2 separate regions of the Homo sapiens genome follow, and region 1 is linked to region 2. The links are chromatin loops, found by intact Hi-C in ENCODE. Cell type or tissue: heart right ventricle. All regions are shown on one strand. Links, peaks and the distances in the headings refer to the core of each region. The heading gives the core; the rest is flanking DNA.

Region 1 (5,197 bases), core at 623-4,622, 92 kb after region 2:
AGGACAAGATGTGCTTAGAATTCTACACAAAAATATTTAAAGGTAAAAAGGTAAAGTAAAAAATTCTAGAGATTCCACTATTCTGTGTTCCGTTTCTGGTTTTTCACTATTTTATGATGCTGTTTTAGGTCAATTTCTCATGTAGGTGATATGTTGTGCTAGGAATTAGTTGTTGAGGGTGCATGCTGTAAAGTTGCTCTGGCTAGGTATGGTAGCTTGGTGGTACAACACTTACTGCCTGACTTGACTAAATCATGTTAAATGTTGGTAAGACTGATAGTCCCAGGTTCATGTAACTTATGAGGATTGAATGAGGTGATGTATTTATATTGCTTAGCATTGTCCTTGGCAAGCAGTGTTTGATAAAAGCTTAGTTGCCATCATCATTTTCATTTTTAAGTTTGCTTATCATCACCTAAGTCTAATTTATCTCACCATAGTATACTTGTCAAGAATACAGACCATGATAATCATTAATAATTGTGACTATCTGCTCTGCCATCAAGTGTGAATGAATTATAAAGTTGCTTAGCAAGCTACTATATTTGAATTTGCTGTATAAATAGAGCTATTTTCCATTTCCATGGAACCTCTGTTGTTATTGCACCCTACCTTAAAAGATGGAAGGTTAGTGGTTTTGAGCTCTGAACATATTTATACATATAGTATTTATATGTAATTTGCCTGTGCTGTCACTTTGCTGTTATATTGAGATAGAACTTTAGTCTTGCAGTTTTAAAAAATACTTTTGACCCATCTTGTCTCCTGTTCTTCTGATACATCAAAACAAGGTAGCATTGAGGTTTTAGAGTAAAAGATAAGCAGACTGATGGGTTGTGAAAACCAGACCTCATAAGAGTTATTGTAGAAAATCTGGGAGAATTGACTAGAAGTAAGAGAACAAGAAATGGAGTAAAAATTGTCATGTACACCTGGTAACTAAGGAGAAAGAAAGAAGCCGTCCCAGAAACCAAGATACAGGAGCAAAGGTGAATATATGAGGGATTAACTAAACAGGCACAGTAATCATTAGTACAGCAGAGCACTGTGGGAAAGCTGCAGCATATTCATGCACAGTTTGATATTTGATTTGAATGATGCTCTTCAATCATAAAAGTTCAATTATTCAATTCAGTAAATACTTGTTTAGAGCCAGATATGTGTAAAATCAATGTGTACATACTGTCAAGAGTATGAAAATCAGTGAGATGATTCTGATATTCAACTTGGAGCAAACTTTCTAATAGCTAGAAAAAGACAATGCACAGATAACTAAGTTACTATATAATACAGAAAAAAAAGAAATAAAAGTAAATATTAAAGAAAGGGAAAGGAGGCATTCTAGACATAGGCGATAGATAGCTTCCATAAACTTATGGGTGTCAAAATCCATGTTTGGGGAATGGCCAGTAATACAGCATGGAGTAAATCTGAGCCTATCGTGGGAAGTGAATGAACACGGCACTTCAGATTAGTGTGGATAGATGTGAATGGGTGCATGTGCAGCAGCCAGTCTCTGTCAAAGCACAAGTAAGCCATGACTGTGTTTCAGAGATTTCCTACAAAGCCTCAAATTCTAAAAATCCACGCTGATTCAGAAAATTCATTCAGGATGAGTAATAGCTGAGACATTAATTGTGGACAGATTTGCAGCAGGGAGGTATGAACCCCAGTTTGGACATGTGGAGTTCAGACTGCTTTAGAGATTGAAGTATACATTTCTAGTTGGCAGTTGAATTTGGAGGTCTAGAAATCAGGGGGCAGTACTGTGCTGGAAAATGTAAATTTGGGATTATATTGATGCAAAACTGTGTTCTTCTATGTTGCTGAAGATTTAGTAGCACATATATTATGAAATGATATTGCAAATGGTAACTGTAAAACAGACATTATAGTAGTCATGAGCTATTTTTTTCCACATCAGTATCTCAGCTATTAACCCCTGAAAGATTGTTTGAAACATAATTGTAAAAAGAAACGAATGCCTCGTAGAACACAGTTTCTAATAAATACAGCATTTTTGGTGTGCGTCCATATCATCATCCCTCCTGTCTGCTTATTTCAACCTTTTCTTTGTCCTGATGTATTTAAGTGAGAAAATGGGTTTTGTGAGTGGATTCTTACTATGGATATTTTAAGTTCAGAAGTAACCATCCTATAATTGCATCTATCCTTAATGACTAAAAGAGGACCTTTTGGGGTGTGTTTTATTGATTTCTCTATAAAATTTGCCAATCCCAGATTGCCTTTATAATCTGCTTAAGAAACAGAATGAGATCACAGGGAGAAATAGTATTTGTATTAAATAATTACTAAGCTGCAAACTCACTGAAGGAATTTAACTCTTCTTGAGCTGGAATGGACTACAGTAGAATGAATATGGCTTCATGGCTTCTGCGTAGCATGACCTCAAAGCCTTTTTTTGTGTGACATTTGATATGCACATGGATGAAAGATTTTCTGAGGCCTGATGTGGAAAACGGGTTGGTCGGTCTCTCTCTTCACACTGCACCCCCTCCAAAACACTAAAAGAGGTGCTTTTAGTGTTTACTTTCAATTGCTACATTGTTTGATTTTGAAGTGTCCGCTTCATTTATTCCTTGTGGTGAAAACTCAGTGGGTCCTTTTCATCTGGAACCTCAGATCCCTCAGTTTTGCGAAAAATATATAACATTGATGATTTTTCTCCCTCTGCTTTCTTTTTCTTTATATTGGTAGTTGGACATCGTCATTTCAGTTTCTGAACCTCTTGGACTAGTCCTCTAATATTATACAGTTCTGCACCATTTTTTTTTATCTCTGTCTTTTGCTACTTGGAGAGTTCCTCAGTTTGTCTTCCAACCTTCTATCAAATTTTTCATCTTTGCTCTCATGTTTTTAGTTGCAGGAGTTTCTATTTGTATTCAAAATTTTTAAATAGAGCATTCTTGTTTCAGCATTGTAGCGTCTTTTATTAACTCTCTGAAGGGTCAGTTGTTCAAGTCTCCTGTCCCCAAGATGTGGGCCTGGGTTCCCTTGCTCTGCATTTGGAGCAGGGGAGATGGCCGGCCAGCCCAGCTGTCAGAGTGGAAGTTACCCTGTCAACTGTTCTCCTAATGCAGTTTGAGCAAGTGTTTTACTTCCTTTCAGAATCAGTTTCTGGTCTACTGCTGGGAATTAGGGAGTGCTTGATAGCTAGCCATTTGTGGACAGGGGATATGGGAATTGAACTGCTTTTTAATGAGAGTTCATCTAGTCCTGCAATCTCAGCCCCACCCTCACCCCTGTTTTCACTGCTGCCCATTTCCTCAGTATTTTTGGGGTGGATTGCAAGGAAATAAGTTTCTTTCTTAACTAGAGTCAGGTAAATTTTAAGTTAACCATCTGCTTTCTAGATTCTTAATTTTTAAATGGTTTCCTTTCCCATTTTCTTACTTCTTACGAGTTTGGACATTTTATTTATTTATTTATAATAGACACAGGGTCTGACTGTTCCCCAGGCTGGCCTTGAACTCCTGGGCTCAAGCAGTCTTCCTGCCTCGGCCCCCCCAAAGTGCTGGGATTACAGGCATGAGCCACTGTGCCCGGCTGAGTTTGTACATTTTAAACTCTGCAGTGTTGTAGAAGAATTTTTGGTGGGAGTGTAAGTACACCATTCCATTAATTTCTCCATCTTTGAAAATTTTTGCTCCTTCAATTGTTTTTAAAAGTGTAAGCAAAAATGTTGATTTTGAAGCAAACAGGGTAGATGTAGCTTTCTCCTATTTTTATATTTTTAACTATCATTTAAGTTGTTGAATTAGTAAGAGTACGCATTGGCCAAGTGTTTTACACCTTAAAAATGTATTCTTGCAATAAAGCAAAATGGCAAATAATACTGCAACTTTGTTTCTATCATGAAAATAATTATTCCTTTTAAATTCTCTGGCTTTTCTCCATGTATAGAGGTTTCTGCGGCAAGTCAAATTTTAGTTTTTATTCTTAAGCTTTTCTCAAAAATATTTGATTATAAATGTTCCTCAGTTTTCATTGTATTAGTATCTATATGCATTAGTGTTTGACACACACACATAGAGCTTTTAATGTCTTTGTCTATTTATAATAACATCTGTATCACTTCTAGATTGGTTTGAGTGAATTGATTGGGGGGGAGGTGGTCTCATGTATTGCATTTTTCTTGCTGCTTTGCATGCCCGTTAATTTCTAATTGTATGCCAGACTTTTACCTTGTTGGGTGGATATTTTTATATTCCTATAAATATCTTTGAGCTTTGTCCTGGGACACAGTTAAGTTAGTTGGAAATAATTTAAGGCATTTGGTCTTACTTTTAAAATGTATTTAGTTGTACTGGAACAATGCTTAGATTAGGTTTAGTTTTTTCCTACCACTGAGGCAAGACCTTTCTGTGTCCCTTACCCGTGGGGAATCCTTCAAGTCTTTCAGTCTTGTTCTTTTCTAGAGCCAGGCACTTTGACCTGGAATCCTTTTGGGTGGTTCCTTCCCTGGCCTCTGGAATTTTCTCTCAAGTATGCAACGATCAGGGTTCAGCTGAATATTTGAGTGGCAGCTCTCCCAGGACTCTCTGAGCTTTGGCTGCCTCGGTTTCCCTGGACTCTTGCTTAGTCTCCTCATGGAGTTGTCTGGAGACTCTCAAGCCAGTGAGTGGGGGCAGTTATAGGCTCACCTCAGTTGTTCCCAACTCTGTGTCATTTGTCCTTAGTTGTCTGATGTCCAGTGGCTTGAAACTTGTTGATACGTTTTGCCAGTTTTTTGGTTGTTTCAGCAGGAAGGTGAATCTGGTTCCTGTTACTATATCTTGCCTGGAAACAGAAGTCCCTCATATATATGCGTTTAGTCAAATAGGTGCACTTTTAGGCCCACCAAATAATACCAGACTAGTAGCTTTTGTAGGTCTCTCTCCAAAAAAAAAAAGATAAATAAAAAATACAAATTTTGGTGAGAAAATACTGTTAGCATTCTTGAACATAACAATTGAAATCTGGATAACAAAACTAATTTTTCTTGCCACAGTTAGAGATATTAATACATATTTTATTTCTTGCCATACAGATAACCCTGAGGTTTCCAGTTTCTTGATTCATTGACTCCTTGGTTTCCCACTTAGTTTGCATGGTGTACCCTAGTCAAAAAGAAATATTTCAGAGTTCTGTTTATTAAATATTTACTCTACAAACAACTTTGAAACAGACTATACAT
Region 2 (5,197 bases), core at 479-4,478:
AGGGAAGAAGAAATAGAAGTATTCCTTTTCTTGCTAAAGCAAGAACCAGTAAATTGTATATTTTTCATTGAAAGTAGTTCCATCTAAATTAAGAGCCTGACTTTTTGGAGAATGATTACATTCATAGGAGAAGAGCATGTAATGTTGGAGATACATTTGAATGTTTAGCCATCTCTCAATTTCCATGGAGAGGAGAGTTCAAAATAAATCAACTCTTTAATTCCCTTATCGGTGACATAGATACTTGGTCATTTGTTTTATTTGGCTGAAGGAAGCTGTGGCAAGTTGAGAATTCAGAGGTAAAGCCTTTGTGAGAGAGATGATGTAGTTTAATTATTTTAACTCTAGTTCTCCTGATCCAGGAAAGCTTTATTTTTACTTTCAGATGAAAATTAAAATTTGTTGCAATTTAACGTGTAACACGAAGCTAGAATAAGGTATATACATAAGCTATATATGTATATAATTTAAATGATACAAGTGATGTATGTATACATATAGTACTTATGTTAAAATTTTACTGTTTTTCTGTAACAGGCTATAAATTTAGTGTATCGATTATCAAAGTATAATTAGCTGAATATAATTATTTGTTTATGAGATGATACTAAATTCAGTTCCCATAGATACTGGTGGTGATTTACTTTTTAAAAAGAGTTTTTCTTGTTATGTGCTTAAATCCACACCCGAAATGTAGCCATAATTTAGTTCAAGATTGTTTATGCCACAGTCTGGAAAACACCTGAAGTAATTGAGATTTTTGAGTGGTTGTGAATGGATTTTAGAATCATGTGTTGAACAGTGACATCACTAAATTAGCCATAGTAATGTTACTGTTTCACATTGAGGGTTTCAGGTGTGATGCTTTTCAGTTTTTTGTTTTTGTTTAGATAACTATTTTAGGGTTTGAGTTATAGTTATGCAAATTTACATTACGGTAATGCAAATATACCTTCCAAACTTGTGTCAATATGTATTAGACGCTAAAATGCCCTCCCCTCCCATCTCTGTTTCCCTCAAATTATTCATTTGTGGTTAAACTAATTTTAAACTCCGGAAAAGTGGTTAAGCCAAAAAAGGTCAGATCCTGGAAGAAAAAGCTCTGACCTTTTAAAAAGAGTGTTGGAAAAGTATTTGACGGTCATTTTCATAAGCTAAATGTACTGTGAGGTTTGTGTTTGAGTAGCTTTTAAGGTTTTCTGGATTATGTGGTTGAATTTTAAGGAGGAACTTAGTAAAAATGAGTTGGGAAAATTAACCTGTTACATTCTACCTTCCTTTTGCTATGTATAGTAGATCTACATGTGAGAAGTCATTTGCAAACAGCATTTGTTAGGTGTCTTTTCTAAGTATTTTTTATGCCTACAAAGTCTGGGAAAAGACCATTTTCAGATTTCAGATAATATTTCAGATAAATAATGATCAGATCAGTAGATACTGTCTTTCAGATCTATCAGAACACAGTATTTCCAGAATATAATTTTACATCACAGTCATCATTTATAATGACATTGATGACCAGTACTATTATTATTTTAAAGAGAAAGATATATATACACATACACATAAAGTCATGCATTGCTTAAAGACAGTGATAGATTCTGATAAATGCATCATTATGCTATTTCCTTTTGCGAACATCATAGGGTGTACTTGCATAAATCTAGATGGTATAGCCTACTACACACCTCAGCTGTATGGTATAGCCTTTTTTGTTCCTAGGCTGCAAACCTGTACAGCATGCTACTGTACTGAATACTGTAGGCAGTTATAACACAATGGTATTTGTGTAAACGTAGAAACATTCTAAACATAGAAAAGGTACAGTAAAAATGTGGTATAAAAGATAAAAAATGGTATACCTGTATAAAGCACTTACCATAAATGGGGCTTGCAGGACTGGAAGTTGCTCTCGGTGAGTCAGTGAGTGAGTGGTGAGTGAATGTGTGAAAGTCCTAGGATACTACTGTGGATTTAATAAACATTGTATTCTTAGGCTGCCCTGAATTTATAAAAGATATTTTTCTTAAGTAATAAATTAACCTTAACATACTATAACTTTATAAACTTCTAAATTTTTTAAACCTTTGACTACAATTACAGTTTAAAATACAAATACATTATACAGCTGTACAGAAATATTTTCTTTATATCCTTATTCTATAAGCTCTTTTCTGTTTTCGAACTTTTCTATTTAATTTTTACTTCTGAGTCCTTTTTGTTGAAGACAAACACACACATTAACCTAGGCCTGCACAGGGTCCAGATCATCAGTTTCATCTTCTTTCACCTCCACAGCTTGGCCCACTGCCAGGTCTTCATGGGCAAGGGCTGTATGGCTTACCAGTGTGTCTCCAGCACAGTGTCTGATACCACAGAAAGATAGGAACTACTGCATTAATAATAGCAGATTCTTGAGCATGTATTACATGACAGACACCTACAAATATTTGTTGTTCAAGCGAAAGAATTTATTCTATCAAACTCAGAATTTTCGCTCTAGAATAATCCTTCGTGGTTTTTTTTTGTTTTTTTTTTTTTTCGGGGGGGTGGGGGACGGAGTCTCACTCTGTTGCCCAGGCTGGATTGCAGTGGCACGATCTCGGCTCAATGCACCCTCCGCCTCCTGGTTTCAAGTGATTCTCCTGCCTCAGTCTCCCGAGTAGCTGGGATTACAGGTGCCCGCCACCACACATGGCTAATTTTTTTTTTTGTATTCTTAGTAGAGATGGGGTTTCACCGTGTTGGCCAGGCTGTTCTCAAACTGCTGACCTCAGGTGATCCACTTATCTCGGCCTCCCAAAGTGTTGAGATTACAGGCATGAGCCACCGCGTCCTGAATCCTTTTTTTTTTTTTTTTTGAAACAGAGTCTCACTCTGTTGCCCAGGCTGGAGTACAGTGGCTTGGCTCACTGCAACCTCCATCTCCAGGGTGTGAGCAATTCTCATGTCTCAGCCTCCCGAGTAGCAGGTAATACAAGTGTGTGCCACCACGCCCAGCTAATTTGTGTATTTTTAGTAAAGATTGAGTTTTGCCATGTTGACCAGGCTGATCTCGAACTCCTGATCTCAAGTGATCTGCCTGCCTTGGCCTCCCAAAGTGCTGGAATTACAGACGTGAGCTACTGTGCCTGGCCTAGAATAATCTTAGAAGTCCTCATGGATGAGTAAATATGGATGGTGAAAAGCTTAAATGAGAATGTCTTGTCTGATTTTCATTCCACTTTTAATTTGAATATACCATTTCCTTTCCCCCCTCATTGTATATGTCTCTACTTTTTTGTTCTTTACTTTATTCATAGTTCTAATTTCTACTCACTGCCCCATCTTTTCCTTCTTCTCTATCTAGCTCTTACCATCTGTCATCACTGCTTTTCCCACTATCATGATCACTCACTCTAGCAGCAACCAAATTTAACTTTGGGGATGGAGCAGTAGTGCTGGAGAGGCCAAATGGTATGAGTAAAAGAATACAGCTTTTGGAGTCAGCTAGATTTTCATCTTTATGTGGTCTTTGGTGAAAGTACTTAATCCCCAAATCTCTCTTTCCTAACTATGAAATGAAGGTGAAAATATTACTTACCTGTAAGGGAATCTACCTGATAATAATGGAATAAAATGCTGACTTCCACCACAGAGTTCTTGGGGAGGCTTTTTATGTGGAAAGACATTAGACTTCATTACTCTGAATTCTGGATTTGTATCTCCTAGCCATATAGACTGAATGACTGTAGAATCCAACATAATGCTTTTAATATTGGCATAACTTCCTTAGTTTAAGTTATATGATGAGATGTAGAAACTCAATAAAAGGTAAAATTATTCTTTGTGTTATGAAGTATGTTTAGAGGTTTCTTTTAAGAGGTCTTATTTTGCTACTCTGCTTCAACTATAGTTTTTGTTCATTTAGTTTGTTATAGAACTGGGACCATGTCTGTATTTGCACATGACTATATTCCTAGGGCCTTGGCCAGTGCCTGGTACAGAGTAGGTGTAAAATACATAGTTGTTGAATGCATATACGAAAAAAATCATTATATTGTATCATTGGTAAGACAGTTTTTTTTTTTTAAAACAGGTTATACTTTATTCAGGTCAGTTCAATTTTGTAAAGTTTTTACTTTTAGGAAATTAAAAAGCTTTTATTTTATTATGTTCTGAATATATTTTTACTAAATATACTTTGAGTACAGGGTTAATTAGGACTGTGCAGGCTATGAATATAGGGTTTATGATAAAGCTCAGTAGGAGTGGATGATTGCAGTCCTTTTGTGCAATCCTGGCAGGAGCAGCCTTTTCCTTATTGGCTCGGTTTTTTTCTTAAAGCCAAGACTAAGCACATATTTAGATGCCTGTATATTTTATTTTCTCATCTGATGTAAGATACACTGGAAGAATTTAGCATTGATGTAATGAACATATGTTATTAGCAAAGTGTTCTAAACTTCTCAAGTCCAGAATAAAGAGACCAAGCCATTTGCAGAAGAGCACTGTGCATTTATATTACTTTAAAGGGAAGAGGAGTAAGCTAGCTAGAATTGTCAAGCAGATGCCATATTGATGCTTGAGTGAAGTTACAAGAAATATTTTTGGAGCTTTGCGTGTTTTTGTGCTAATAGTCCTAATATTTGTTCAAAAGGTGTTTTTTCTCCAAGGATGTAGATGTTACAAATATAGCAAAAGGCAAAAACAAAGCTATCTGCCCTCTCAGCTAACATTCTAATGTCAACAGGCAATAATCAATAAACAAGTACAGTAATGTATTAGGAAATATGAATTATAGAAATAAAATTGAAGGGTAAAGGGGATCTGGAGTGTTCCTATGGATTGAGGCAAGTTGCTGTTTAAAAATAGGAAGATCAAGGTTGGACTCCTTGAAAAACTGGAGCAGAAATCTGAAGGAGGTGTTAGTGTGAGCCATACTGCTCTTTGGGGAAAAGCTTTCCAAGGCAGGGAAAGAGTTACTGCAAAACCTTGAGGGCAGGGCTAGCAATTCCTTGTGTGGACTTGTAGCCAGGGACGGAGGTTAGGTTGGTTAAGGACATTTGATCAGAAGGGCAAAAAAGGTGAGGGCAAGGGGAGCCTGTGTGGATGCTGTAGGCTATTGTTTATCTTTGTAAGGACCTGGGCTTTTATACCAACTGAGATGGGAAATCATTAGAGCAGTGGTTCTGGGCATCCTTTTAGGGAATCTGTG

Evidence for each region. A loop is a pair of places that touch in the nucleus more often than their neighbours do. Peaks named below come from ENCODE experiments on the same cell type or tissue, not always from the same donor. Only the 100,000 strongest peaks of a DNase experiment are listed, where the experiment ranks them.
Region 1: a loop joins it to region 2, with 2.3 times the contacts of the local background. A loop is called at or near these places in 10 of 110 quality-filtered maps.

The regions. Positions count from the first base shown.
Region 1 is chr6:163,528,237-163,533,433 of GRCh38, forward strand. The region is part of intron 3 of QKI (QKI, KH domain containing RNA binding); the gene reads left to right. Among named protein-coding and RNA genes, the nearest start is that of QKI, 120 kb to the left of the region's middle. In heart right ventricle, for the core only: no CTCF peak of the experiment used is centred there; a DNase peak (open chromatin) is centred at 3,085; H3K27ac peaks cover 2,360 bases.
Region 2 is chr6:163,436,813-163,442,009 of GRCh38, forward strand. The region is part of intron 1 of QKI (QKI, KH domain containing RNA binding); the gene reads left to right. Among named protein-coding and RNA genes, the nearest start is that of QKI, 25 kb to the left of the region's middle. In heart right ventricle, for the core only: no CTCF peak of the experiment used is centred there; a DNase peak (open chromatin) is centred at 2,305; H3K4me3 peaks cover 660 bases; H3K27ac peaks cover 1,427 bases.